2 separate regions of the Homo sapiens genome follow, and region 2 is linked to region 1. Evidence: chromatin contacts called from ENCODE Hi-C or POLR2A ChIA-PET data. All regions are on one chromosome and are shown on one strand. The core of a region is the stretch at or near the end of the contact, and the rest is flanking DNA. Distances in the headings are between cores, read along the strand shown. Region 1 overlaps VDR (vitamin D receptor). Region 2 holds the start of RAPGEF3 (Rap guanine nucleotide exchange factor 3).

Region 1 (6,128 bases), core at 1,800-4,299:
AGAGTTTAATGGATGATGAAACGAAAAATAGCAAGACAAGGGTGTGTACGCACAAGTACATGTGCGGTTGTGGCTGGCGGACACACAGGCATATCTTCTCCTGGAAAAGCCCAACACTTGGTTGACTCTGTGTGTGGCAATTTTAGGAAGAAGAAGAATTGTCTCCCACTCTGTGGGGAAATAGCTTAGCTTTCCATTTCTTTCTAGAAGGAGTAGGAACTTTGGAACAATGTCAACAATTAGAAAGCCCAGTTTAGATCACTCCAGTCCCAACCTGGCAGAGAGAGGACCCCTCTCCTGGGGTCGATTAGGGGCCACATCTTTTGTGCCCTTCCTGCTCATTGGCATCTGAGGATGAGTGAGTCTCACTCACTGAGGCATGAATGTTGTGGTTCATCTGGCTAATGAGGGATCAGGGAGAAAGCTTCATCTCATTTAAGGTCTTCTTTCCTGGCGTGGCTCACACCTGTAACCCCAGCTACTTGAGAAGCTGAGGTGGAAGATTGCTTGAGCCCAGGAATTAGAGGCTGCAGTGAGCTGTGATTGTGCAACTGCACTCTAGCCTGGGTAACAGAGGAGACCTTGTCTCTTAAAAAGAAAAAAAAATAGTGCTTCTCATGATGGGAATTCCAGTCTTGGAGTTGCATGCTCTCAGAGCTAGAAAAGACATTAGCGGTCAGACTTCTTGTCCACTCCATGGTCCTTCTCAGAGTCACAGCTTTACCACCCTTAGGAGGGTCCAGTCAATGTGGAGTTAAACTGAGCCATGAGGGACTTTGATTTTTGTCCTCCCAGGGCTCTGCCCAGGACACCTGGCAATTGCCACCCTGCAAGACTGCCGTAGGCGAGATGGCCCCGGGGATGCCCATTTAACAGAAGCTGCCGCAAGATGGGGCCGCCTGTGGTGTGGGCTGACAGGCAGACGTGTAGGAGAGGCAATGGTTGTGGCTTCAGTGACTGGAAGGAAACGTGTTATCTTCTCATTTCTTGCTAAGGCAAGGTCAGCACTGGGGTCAGGGTCAGGCAGGGTTTTTGATGTGGGATGCAGGCCCTGGAGGGATGGAAGCCAGGGGCTTTCTACAGAGTTGAGCTCCTCCCCCTCTGCTTCTCTGAAGCTTAGTGCTGGGGGTTTGGTATTTCTAAAGCAGGGTCAGGAGAGGGTTGCTCTGGGGACGGTCCCAGCAAAAGCAGTGGGATGTTCTGTGTACTCAGAACATGAATTGCTGGTGGGGTGGGCGTGTGACGTGGCAGAGGGCAGGTATTAAGCAGTTTTTCCACCTGTCCTCCTTTCCACCTTATGTCTTTGCCCCACTTTCCTATAGGCTTGCACTTGGACTTAGAGGCTGAATCTAGGATATCTCTCCTAAAAGGACCGTCCACTATTGGAAAGTCGAGTGAGGAGGAGAGGCCCATCTATTGAATGGGATTTTCCCAGATGAGAGGGGCTGGGTGACAGAAAGTGGATGGAACCTGGCTGAGGCCTGCCATCCCTTGGCCTGGGGATCCTTGGAAGGAAAAGAACAATCCCCAGGTTCTTCCCTCATGACCTGGGGATTGTTCTCTGCATTGCTCCTGACTTAGTGGAAGTGAAAGGTGTCCACGGCTTAGGGTTGCAGAAATGACTCAGAGCTAAGCTACCTAGATTCAAATCCAGCTCCAAAGACAATCACCTTCCCTGCGCCTCAGTTTCCACCCCTAAGATAGGGGCAATAAAGTACCCACTGGAGGAGGCTCTTATGAGAGTGAAGTGAGTGAGGACACAGGAAAACCATGGAGCAGGGCCCAGTGCGGAGCAGTAGGCATCTGCTCTGATGATTGTCATTGCAAAAGGACCCAGTTGGGCACTACAATCAGCCTGTCCTCATTTGGCCCCAGGAACCACCACTTGCCTAGCTGTGGGACCCTGGGTAAGTCACTCAGAGTGCTCTGAAATTTGGCTTTGCTACAAGTAGGACTGCTCCCTGCCTCACAGAACTGTTGTGAGGGCTAAATGAAATAATGTATGCAGAGCTTAGCAGGCCTGGCATGTAGTAAATACTCCGGAAACATTTTTTTTAAGTTCCAGGGTGGTTGTCTATCTGGATGTCACCTCTGACCTCTGAAAACCACAGGGATTGAGGATAGGAAAGCAGTGCTCCTTTCTGCATCCACCCGGTCCCCACCTCACCTTCCTGAGCACCAGGAAAGGAGCCTGAGGAATCAATAAGGCCAGAGGAGGAACCCTGCAGAGCGTGGTCAGCTGGGAAGGACTTGGGCAGTAGGAGCAGAGGGGGCAAAGGAGGGCCTGGGTTGGGGGTACGTGGCAGCATGCCTGTCCTCAGCAGACACCTCCCACTGCCCATGCTTCTTGTGGGGGTGGGCCAGCCCAGCTTAGGTTATCTTGGCTCATTGTCCACTAGTGTTTTCCTCAGATGCTCCCTGGGAGCTGGCAGTACTGGAGGGGGTGGCAAGTGGCCTCAGTCGGCTCACAGTTCTAGGACCGGGCCCAGGTCTTGGAAGCCCCTTGAGCTCTCCCCCTTCCCTGCTTAGGCCACTGGAAGACAGAGGTCTCCAAAGAAAGACAAAAGCTGGGGTCTAGACATACCCCATCTGGGGTCTGACTTAAAGGCCTTTGCCAGGGTCACCTCCTGTTGGCATCAGAGAAGGAAAGAAGTGTGTGTTTGTGTGTTTGTGTGTGTGTGTGTCTGTCTGTTTGTCTATGTCTGCAGGTGGACAAGTAGGGCCGGGTGTGAGTGGAAGTGGAAAGGATACTATTCTGCCCATCCCTCCTTGCTGGCCCCCCAGCCAGCTGCTAAGATCCAGAGTCTGGGCAGCAGAGTCAACCCTACTGCAGCTGGGGGTGTTGAGCATGTCTGGGGAAGAGCTAAAAGTGGCAGAAAACATCCTGTTTGAAAGCAATGCTTTGCTGTATTTAACCCCTGCAACACCTGCTCCGCCTACACCCGGTCTCCACAGACAGGAGATCTCAGACACCTGCCTTTGAAGCTGTCCCAAGAGGCCAAGGCTGTGGGCTGCCATCCAAGCCTGCCCCATTCCCAGCTCCTGTGCGGCACCTCCTCTGCCCTGCCTGGGGCAGCCGTCTTCCCGCTCTTAGCAGCAGGACACATGGCCCAGTTGCTCTGCTTCCTGAGCTGCCTACAATCTGGAGATGGAGGGGGTAGTGAGAGTGTGGGTCTCCCTAACGAAAAGGCCCTTCCTCCCTCCTGACACCCTGGGCTGTGAGAGGAGAAGGAGTGCCTAGGCGGGAGGCTGTTTCCTTCTGCCTGGGGCTGGTTGCCGCCACCGCTTCCCACTGCTCCTGCTACTCCCTGCCTCGAGGGAGGGCCATCCTGGCTGCTGCCCAGCCGCCACCCCCACACCCCTGCCAGCGATGACATGGCATGCCTGCTCCCAACAAGCCACTTCTGTTTGCAGTCACTGATCTGGGGACTAAAGTCCCTGGAAAGAGCCTCTCGTGCCCACTTCCTTAGAGACTGGGGAGGCGGTCAGCGCTCCGCCTTAGATAAAAGGTTTCCCCTTCTTCATTTCAGAAGCCTTTGGGTCTGAAGTGTCTGTGAGACCTCACAGAAGAGCACCCCTGGGCTCCACTTACCTGCCCCCTGCTCCTTCAGGTAGGTGTTTCCTCATCAGCCGCAACTTCCCTGGCTTTCTGTTTTCAAGGGGCGGGGTGGGGGGGAGGGGCATAAGAAGGTGGTGGGCAGGGGAAGGAAGGGATACCACCCAGGATTTTGCAAGGTGGGTCCCGGGCCAGCAGAGTCTGCAACTGAGATGCATGAGTGTGTGGGGTGCGGGTGGGAGTTCAGAGAAGGGCTCAGGAGATGGGGCTTGCTGGCTCCAGCCACGACCCTGGCTGGGCTCTCCTGTGCGTCTGATGTTTCCTATCCAGCCCCCATCTCCTCTTTCTCTTTGCTGCCTTCTTTAGTCTCTGCCTGTCATTCCTGGGACTTTCAGCTCTCAAGCCACAGAGGCTTGGACATCTCCACATGTGGACTCTGGTCCTGGGCGCTGGCTTCTTGATAGCAGCAAATAACCTCAAGCAGGGTTGGGTCTTCTGTCAGCTCCCCTGAAATGGTCTCATTCACTGTGGGCCTCTGGCTGCTTGATCCAGCCTTTCCAGCCTTCACCCCCAGCATAGAGACTTCCTGATGTCAAGGCAGCACCCCACCCCATTGCAGGACTGCCCCGTTGCTGTGCTGTGGTAGTATGTTGTTCCACTCGCTTGCATCATAGCATCTCCAAATGAGTCCATGTGATGCTGAACATGTGTTGACTGATTTAACAGATATTCCTTCCTACCCCCCATTTGATTTCTCTGTTTTCCACGAAATCCACCGGATACTTGGGAGCCTGGATGACCCAGACTCTGTAGCAACACCACGATGACTCGGAGCTGCAGCATCTCAGCTGACCCAGGGTTAAGCCACAAGCATCCTGGACAGTTTCCCCTATTACCCCACAATGATATTGGGCCTCCGGGATGCTGGCCACATCTTGAATGTGTGCTATGTTCTAAAACCTGCAGGCATCAGCTTGGACTTGGGATGGTCTTTGGGGACAATGTTGATAGATCCACAAGCACTTTTTCTATTTTTAATTGTTTTTTAAATTATGAAACGTTTTGTATATTCAGAAGGGCATGCAAACACAGATATACAAAACATAGATGTAGTGTTTTGCTAATAATAATAAGAAGAAGATACCATATGCTCACTACTCAAAAAATAGAATACTGCTACTATATAATGCACACCCCTCCCCGATCTCATCTCTCCAAAGGTTTCTGTTAATCATTCCTTTGTTCTTTTTTTCTGAACTTTTCTTATAGGTTCAGGGGGTACCTGTGCAGGTTTGTTACAAAGGTATATTGCAAGATACTGAGGTTTTGAGTATGAATGAATTGTCTCCCAGGTAGCGAGCATAGTACTCAATAGGTTGTTTTTCAGCCCCTGCCCCTGTCCACTTGTATTCCCAGTGTCCATTGTTCTCATCTTTATGTCCATATGTACATGATGTTTAGTTCCCACTTATAAGTGAGAACATGTGCTATTTTGTTTTCTGTTTCTGGCTTTGTTTCCTTAGGATAATGGTCTCCAGCTGTATCCATGTTGCTGCAAAGGAAAAAGGACAGTGTATGTGTGTAAAAAGGACAGTATACGTGTGTAAAAAGGACAGTATATGTGTGTGTATATATATATATATACACACACACACACATATACTGTATTTTCTTTATCTAGTCCAGAGTTGATGGGCACCTGGGTTGATTCTGTGTCTTTGCTATCGCTGCAATGATCTTTGTTCTCTTTCTGAAAGTGCTTCTCTCTTTATATATAGGTATATATTTATACTTGCTAAACTTTAATGTATATGTAGCTGCTAAAATTTAATATATACATTAAATATGTATTTATATATTTAATATATATTAATATATAATATATATTAATATGTATTTATATATTTAATGTATATATTATATATACATTAGAGTTTAGCAAGTATAAATCTAGCTGTGAAAGAAATTAGCAATAGTGTCACTATTACTATTAGGATAGTTCAAAAGTAATTGCGATCTTTGCCATTATTTTTGATGGCCAAAACCACAATTACTTTTGCACCAACCTAATACATTAAGGTTTCCAGGAAAAGAAAAGCTAAATGAGGTTAGGGAATCTCCGAGGTCTGTGACCGGGATTCCCTCTGTCCCTTTGGGACTGATGATAACATATTCTTGCTTATCTGCACCACTTCTTTCCCTTGGTGTGAAGCTCTTTGGGGAATTTTTAGAAAGTATTTGTTTTATTCATTTGGCAGTAGTGGTTTCTAGACATATCTTAAGGTTTGGGCCTCTCTGGGCCTCATTTGTAAAGGGGATGATGATAATAGCATCTACACCATGAAGTGGTATGAAGGTGAAATAAGACTTAATGAGCTTTGATATTCCACACCCTAGATCAGAGATCATGGGCCTAGTCATTGAAAAGTAGCTCAGAGCCTCCCAAGGGCCCCCAGAATCTGCCTCTGTCACCCAAGGGCAGGAGGAAATGGTACCCTGGGGTGGAGTGGGTTCTTGTCTCTTGTTTCCTGGCTTTCTCTCTTATTTTTCTTCTGACAAGAAGGACCCTTTG
Region 2 (6,277 bases), core at 3,308-5,807, 120 kb after region 1:
CCACAGGCCAAGGTCCTGGCACAGCCCTTATATCCCCTACAGCTTTATCTCCCAGCTGGCCTCCAAGCTGGCCATTTGCTGCAGTCCCATGGGAGGCCTATTAGTGAAATTTTCCTCCATCCTCCCTCTCTCCATCCCACCAATCACCCTCAAATGTCACGGCTGAGCCTTGTGAACAAAGCTGACAGCACAGGATAGAGGAGACATGAGTAGGAGACAAGAAGGCAGCCAGGAAGGAGGGAGAGATGGCATGAAAGGCCTTGAAATTGAACTGGGAAACTAGCTCCTCTCCCTTCCACCCTGCTGAGGCTACAGGCCCATAGCAGGCACCAGCTGACTGCCCACTGTTCCTGTTCATTTCATTTCCACCCGTAATCATTAAGCATCAGCTTCATGCCAGACACTGTGCTGGGGAGGGAGAGCCAATCAGATTATTGTATTAGGGAGATAAAAGATAATTCCAATAGGCTCTGGGGCCCTGAAGATTTGGGACAGTGTCTGCTGCTCAGTTTGAGCTCTCCAGTTTACAGCAAAGTTCCCCGGCACCTACAGTAAATGTTGTTGAATGAATTCAAGATTCCTTGAATATTCTTGTGGCATTGCATAGTAAGGACTGAGCGAGGCAAGGTTGAGAGTAGCAATCGGGGCAGGAGGTAGCAGTGCACAATGGTGTTTAGGAATATGGACTCTGCAGTTAGACTGCCTGAGTCTGGCTGTACTACTTATTAACTGTGTGACCTTGGGAAAGTTACTTCGTCTCCCTGTGACTCAGTTTCCTCACTCGCAAATAGGAATTGTTCTGAGGATAAAAAGATGTATATAAAGTGACTAACATAGTATTCTGCAAATAGTAAATACTGGAAGAGACCATTATTGGGCTAGAACAGTTGCAGTGGGGATGGGGCATAACAGAGAGATGCAAGAGATGCTTCACTGGTTGAATCAAGCCGACTTGGTGGCTGGCTGGATGTGGGAGAATGAGGAATGTAGGGTATCAGGCTCCTCACTTAGGCAGTAGTGGAGTTTGGGAACAGGGAGCTGAGAGAGGCAGAGCAGGAGGAGAGGCCTCCTGGGGCAGGAAGGGAGTATGAGGTTCCTGTGAAGACCCAGGAAACTATGGGCTCACCTTGTGTAGAGCTCAGCAAAGAGGCCGAGGTGGGGAAAATCAAGCCCAGAGTCAAAGCCTGGTCTGAGAAGCCCCCTTCACCTTCCCACCCTCCTGAGCTATCCATGGGAGCCGCTGCCACCTGCTTGAAGGGAATGGGGGAGGGTTCAAGTAAGTCCATGCTCTGGCAGGAGCTCATTGTCCGAGTAGAGTGTATTAAGGGGTCCTGCTGTTTAGTTTCCATCATCTGTACCAAGGTGTGGGCAAATGGCTGTGGATATGAGTTTTTCCCCCTTTATAGGAGCTGTCAGTATGTTTCAGAGGCAGGACTGCAGAGTGGTAAAGCACACAGGGTAGAAACCACCTGGGCAGAGTCACTCATGGCTCTACCACTTCCTAGTATGGGACCTTGGGCAAGTCATTTAACCTCTTTGTGTCTCAGGTCCCTCATCTGTAAAATGGAATAACAAAAATAACAACCTTATCTCATAGGGTTGTTGTGACAATTCAGTCAGTGAATATATACAAAGTATCAAGAACAGGGCCTGGTGCATGTTGACTATTCTTATTATTATTTATCTGTCTTAACACACCTGCCAAGCATTTAATGACAGTCAGAGGAGGGTGGAGGCGGTACCAGGACATGGCATGATTGTTACCATCTTGCTTGCATGTGTTCCTCAGACACATTCCCAGTCCTCTGCCCCTTCTAGGCCTCAGCCTTGATCAAATATCTGCTGAGCAGTAATTCTACTGTCGGGTCCCCATCCAGGGATCCTGAGAAGGCAAAAACCTGCCCCGTCATCTGCTTTGATGGCAGGCTGGGGGCCTTGCCTGTTAGAGGTAGGACAAGCTAGAAATGGGACACATAAAAGATCTACTCCCTATGATCTCCCCAGGCTAGGAGCCAATAGGTAATCACCCCAGGTCCTCTTCTCAATCTCCCCAGAGAGGGGGAATGAAAAAGAAATGGAAAAAAGAAAGGCAAGAGTAGTGTTGAAGGGGAACATAGGTGGGGGAGTGGGTTGGGACAGTTTCATTTTCACCGATTTGAGTGATCCTTGGCTCCCTGAGGCTCCCCCACACCTCAACACAAACATATTCGATTTCCCCCCTGCCTTTTTTTTTTTTTTTTGAGATGGAGTTTCGCTCTGTCGCCCAGGCTGGAGTTCAGTGGCATGATCTTGACTCACTGCAACCTTCGCCTCCCGGGTTGAAAGAATTCTCCTGCCTCAGCCTCCTGAGTAGCTGGGATTCCAGGCGCACGCCACCACGCCTGGCTAATTTTTGTATTTTTAGTAGAGACAGGGTTTCACCATGTTGGTCAGGCTAGTCTTGAACTCCTGACCTCATGATTCACCCCCACCTCAGCCTCCCAAGGTGTTGGGATTACAGGCGTGAGCCATCGCACCCGGCCTCAATTTTCCTTTTTTGAGTAGACTCTCCTAGGCAGTCTAGTCTACATTAGAAGAATAGAATACATACAGAGTATACGCAGTATACCATGGTGAGTACGTGGAGACAGACAACCTGGATTCATGCCCCAGCTCCACCATTTACTAGCTGTGTGACTTTGGCAATTTCCTTAATATCCCTGAGCCTCAGTTTCCCCATCTGTGACGTGAGGATAACAGAAGTACATACCTCACAGGATCGTGGCAGGGATTAAACACATGGAAAGCACTTGAAAGAGTGCCCGCACATGATTAGATTTTGTAGCTCTGCTGAAATGTATACAAGTGTCCTGCCTCACTCCCCAGCATCTTCCACCTGCCCAGAGTAAGGGCAGCAAGAATAGGAAATAGGGGACCCCTTTGTGACCCAACTGCCAGTCTCAGGAAGCCTTCCTGCAAGAACTTCTAGGCCAGGGCACTGGCCCCAGCAACCCGAAACTCATGACTCCATCCCCCTAACTCTTCCCCATGCATACCTGTGACTCCCAACTTGTCATCCTTTCCTGTCAGTTTCCAGGTTGCTCTTCCTTCTTCCAAATTACCAGAACTCCGTTGAATGGATTTGGGTCTGAGGTCAGATTCATTCTCAGGCTTTCCTCCTTCCCCGGAGAGGCATTTAAAACTCCACCAGCGTTTCTTAATGTGTGGACACAGCAGATGACCTGGGGTGTTTGTTCCAAATACAGATTTTCCATTTCATGCCAATAGGATTGAATATGAATTGCTGGGGACGGAGCCTGCATTTTAGTAAGCTTCTGGGAAACATTTTTTATACATGTATACATTAAAAATGGGATTTTAATCACAATTAAAATTTCTCTCCCCACTTTCAAGAAAATAATAATTGGTGGAGGATGGGGGCTTGGCATCCCAAAATTGGGAGTATAGGCTTCTTAGAGCTACCTCTTCCCAGTCTTCTCCTCACTTTCAAGAAAATAATCATGGTGGAGGATGCGGGCTTGGCATCCCAAAATTGGGGTATAGGCTTTTTAGAGATACTTCTTCCCAGTCTGGGCTGGCTCAACAGCAAAGGGAAAAGGGAAGAGAAGGGGCAAAAAGTCCTAAAAAGCTGGGGGTGGGGCGTTCACCTCCTTCCAAACCCTCATTATCGTCCTGAATTACGGGTCGCTGTCCCCGGCCACTGTCTCTCCACCCTCTCAGGAGTGGGGCGAAGAGGCCCGCGCTGGGCCATTTGCACAGTGGTGGAAACTGAGGCCCAGGGAGGCGTGGAGCCTCGGTAGCAAGCCTGCCTAGCAGGGCGCTGGAATGCCCGGTCTCCGCCTCAACCTACCCGGCCACCAGGGAGCGCGCGGTAGGGGGCGTGGTACTCGAACACCTTCTGCTCCCCTGGAAGCTCTGCCACAACCCCAATCTCCTCTTAGGGCCCCTACCCGTTCTGGAGAGCAGTCCTTCCTCTCCAGCCTCAGTTTCCTCAACTGCTCCCGGTGTGTGTGTGCTGGGGCAGGGGGCAGTGGGGCGTGGGTCTGGGAACGGAACTGTGGGAGGCAAGGCAGCGGGATTCCCCGCGGGAAAGCCGCCTATTCCCTCCCCCGGGCGGCTGGAGACCCTGAACCGAAACAGGAGGCAGACACCCCCAGCCGGGAAGCGGCCCCAGCCCGGATTTCCCTCCCGGGTGAGGCCGCAGTGACTCACCCCCTCCCCGCTCTCCCCGGTTTCCTTGTTTGCATTTCTCCTCCCGGCCACGTGGCGGCCAGTGCAGCCACTCACCGCCGGATCCCTGACACCCCGGCCGTTGCGGCCTCCTCCACACACTTCGGGGCCGCTCCTGCCCCCTGGGGATACTCTGGGCTCAGGCGGATGTCCACTCTGGTACCCCCGGGTGCGGACTCCAAAGCCTGCCAGTGCCGGCCCCCTTCCCCTACGCATTCCTCTACCGTAAGGCAGGGCGCCTCCACCCCGCCCCCTCCGCCAGTCCTGGGGAGGGGAAGGGGGCGGGCAGCGCAGGGGGTGTGACAGCTCCCGCCCGGACCGGTGCCAGCGCAGCCTTGCTTCAGCGCCCGGTGCCAGCTGGCTCCTTCGTCTGAGACGAAGGCGCAGGCTCGGGGCTCCCTGTCGCCGGTGGCTGGGTGGCGTCCCCCCACCACGCCCCCACCCCTCTACTCACCCAAGAGGAGCCTCTCCACCGAGCCCTGCATCCTGCTGCCCTGGCAGCCAGTCCAGCTAGGCACTGGCCCAGTTCACTGTACCTGGACTTACCCACTGGCACCCTCCGGATCCCCTTATCAAAGCTGATGGGGGTCGCTGGGGACCCCCCAGCCTTTTGCTAGAGCCTGCACGGCTGTGCGAGCTTGAAAAGAAACATGAAGGTGGGTAAGGTGGGGTCAGGGTTGAGGAGGAGCAGGAGAGGGCGGGAGAGGAAGCTGACACGGTGGGGAGTTTGGGTGGGAGAGGGAGGGTTAGTCAGGGCTGAGGAGGAGAGGAGAAGGGTTTAAGCCGAAGCTGCATTTCTGGGAGACCTAGTGAATCTATAGCTTCATACTGGGAGGTAGTGGAGATCCCTGCAGGGGCATGGGCAGTGAGATGGGACAGAATTCCAAAGAGGACTAAGAAGGGCCTGATCTTTTCCAAGAGCCAGCTGGAGACCCCTAAGTGCGCCAGACCGGCAGGCCCCAGTGAAGGTCTTCCTGTTCCTCCCCCCAGCTCCTGGCAGGGTTGCAGCACCTCCGCCTGACCAGTCCAGAGGACTCTAAGGAAGTAGTTCTGCCTGGGGCAGTTGTACTGTGGCCCAGCCGCCCCAGTCGTGTCCCATGGCTGTCCACTTTCCTCCCCGTGTCACAGGTGGGCTGGCCAGGTGAGAGCTGCTGGCAGGTGGGCCTGGCTGTGGAGGATAGCCCAGCTCTGGGAGCACCGCGGGTGGGAGCCCTCCCTGACGTGGTGCCGGAGGGGACACTACTCAACATGGTGTTGAGAAGGATGCACCGGCCCCGAAGCTGCTCCTACCAGCTGCTGCTGGAGCACCAGCGTCCGAGCTGCATCCAGGGGCTGCGCTGGGTGAGTACCTTTCACCTGCCCAGGTGCCAGGGCCAGTACCAGAGCTAGAGGGGGGCCTAGATCATGGCTTGGCATGCTGCTGGTGGCCCAGCTTGCTCTGGGGGTGTACAGTGGTACAGCTGCCGTGGACACTGGGTCAGGAAGCTTGTCTGCAGTGTGCGTGGGTGGCTCACACAGCTGCAACGTGTGTGTGTCTGTGTGTGTGTTCTGCCCAAATGTCTCTGTTTGGGCATGGGGGGAAGGGGAAAGGGATTTGTTGTTTATCTGTCACCTCAGTGAGCCGGCATTGAGTTAGGTACTTGTGTGTTCTTTCCAGGTGGAGGTGGGAGGTATGGGGGCCGGGTCAATGGGTTGGAGTGAGGTAAGCTTGGTTACAGTTCTGGGTGCATCACCGTGGCAACATTCTCCTTTAGTGAGTTACTGAACTGTGCTAATTCTGCGTTTTGGTCTTAGGGTGAGGTGATCATGTGGACACTGCTTGGTACCTGCCTTTGGGGGGCTCAGGGAAGGATTCTGAGACATTTGGAGAATCTGAGATCACCAAAGTGCCCTTTGCTAGTGAGAAACATCTCTGGACCTGAAAGAATGAAGGAGAGAGCAGGGAGGGGAAAGAATGGTGGGATTTGGGAGGCAAGATAATGGCTGTACTATCCAAATCAGCAGAGAAGCTATCCCCAACCATCCAGACTAAATAGAGTAGCTTAGC

Evidence for each region. Hi-C counts contacts between places; a loop is a spot of excess contacts on that map. ChIA-PET counts read pairs that join two places held with the same protein, here RNA polymerase II (POLR2A). Pooled maps may share reads with other maps.
Region 2: a pooled map shows a loop between it and region 1 (4-fold over the local background). The contact joins the promoter of RAPGEF3 here to the enhancer-like site in region 1. A Hi-C loop is called at or near these places in 7 of 50 pooled maps. POLR2A ChIA-PET finds 5 or more read pairs at or near these places in 4 of 52 experiments (GM12878, HCT116, activated CD4-positive, alpha-beta T cell and 1 more).

Annotation. Positions count from the first base shown.
Region 1 is chr12:47,880,177-47,886,304 of GRCh38, reverse strand. It overlaps VDR (vitamin D receptor), which reads left to right. Exons shown (of 10, transcript NM_000376.3): 2 at 3,531-3,611. Among named protein-coding and RNA genes, the nearest start is that of VDR, 22 kb to the left of the region's middle. RefSeq lists enhancers at 2,385-2,574, 3,005-3,114, 3,252-3,764. Within about 2 kb of position 3,049, at least 10 of the 41 ENCODE cell types and tissues checked have a DNase peak (open chromatin) inside an H3K27ac peak, as active enhancers do; they include GM12878, where a contact is called at or near this core.
Region 2 is chr12:47,757,160-47,763,436 of GRCh38, reverse strand. It overlaps RAPGEF3 (Rap guanine nucleotide exchange factor 3), which reads left to right and starts at 4,557. Exons shown (of 28, transcript NM_001098531.4): 1 at 4,557-4,886; 2 at 5,359-5,571. The coding sequence starts at 4,881. It also overlaps a transcript of SLC48A1 not described here. RefSeq lists enhancers at 4,009-4,677, 4,678-5,346 and a silencer at 4,388-4,737.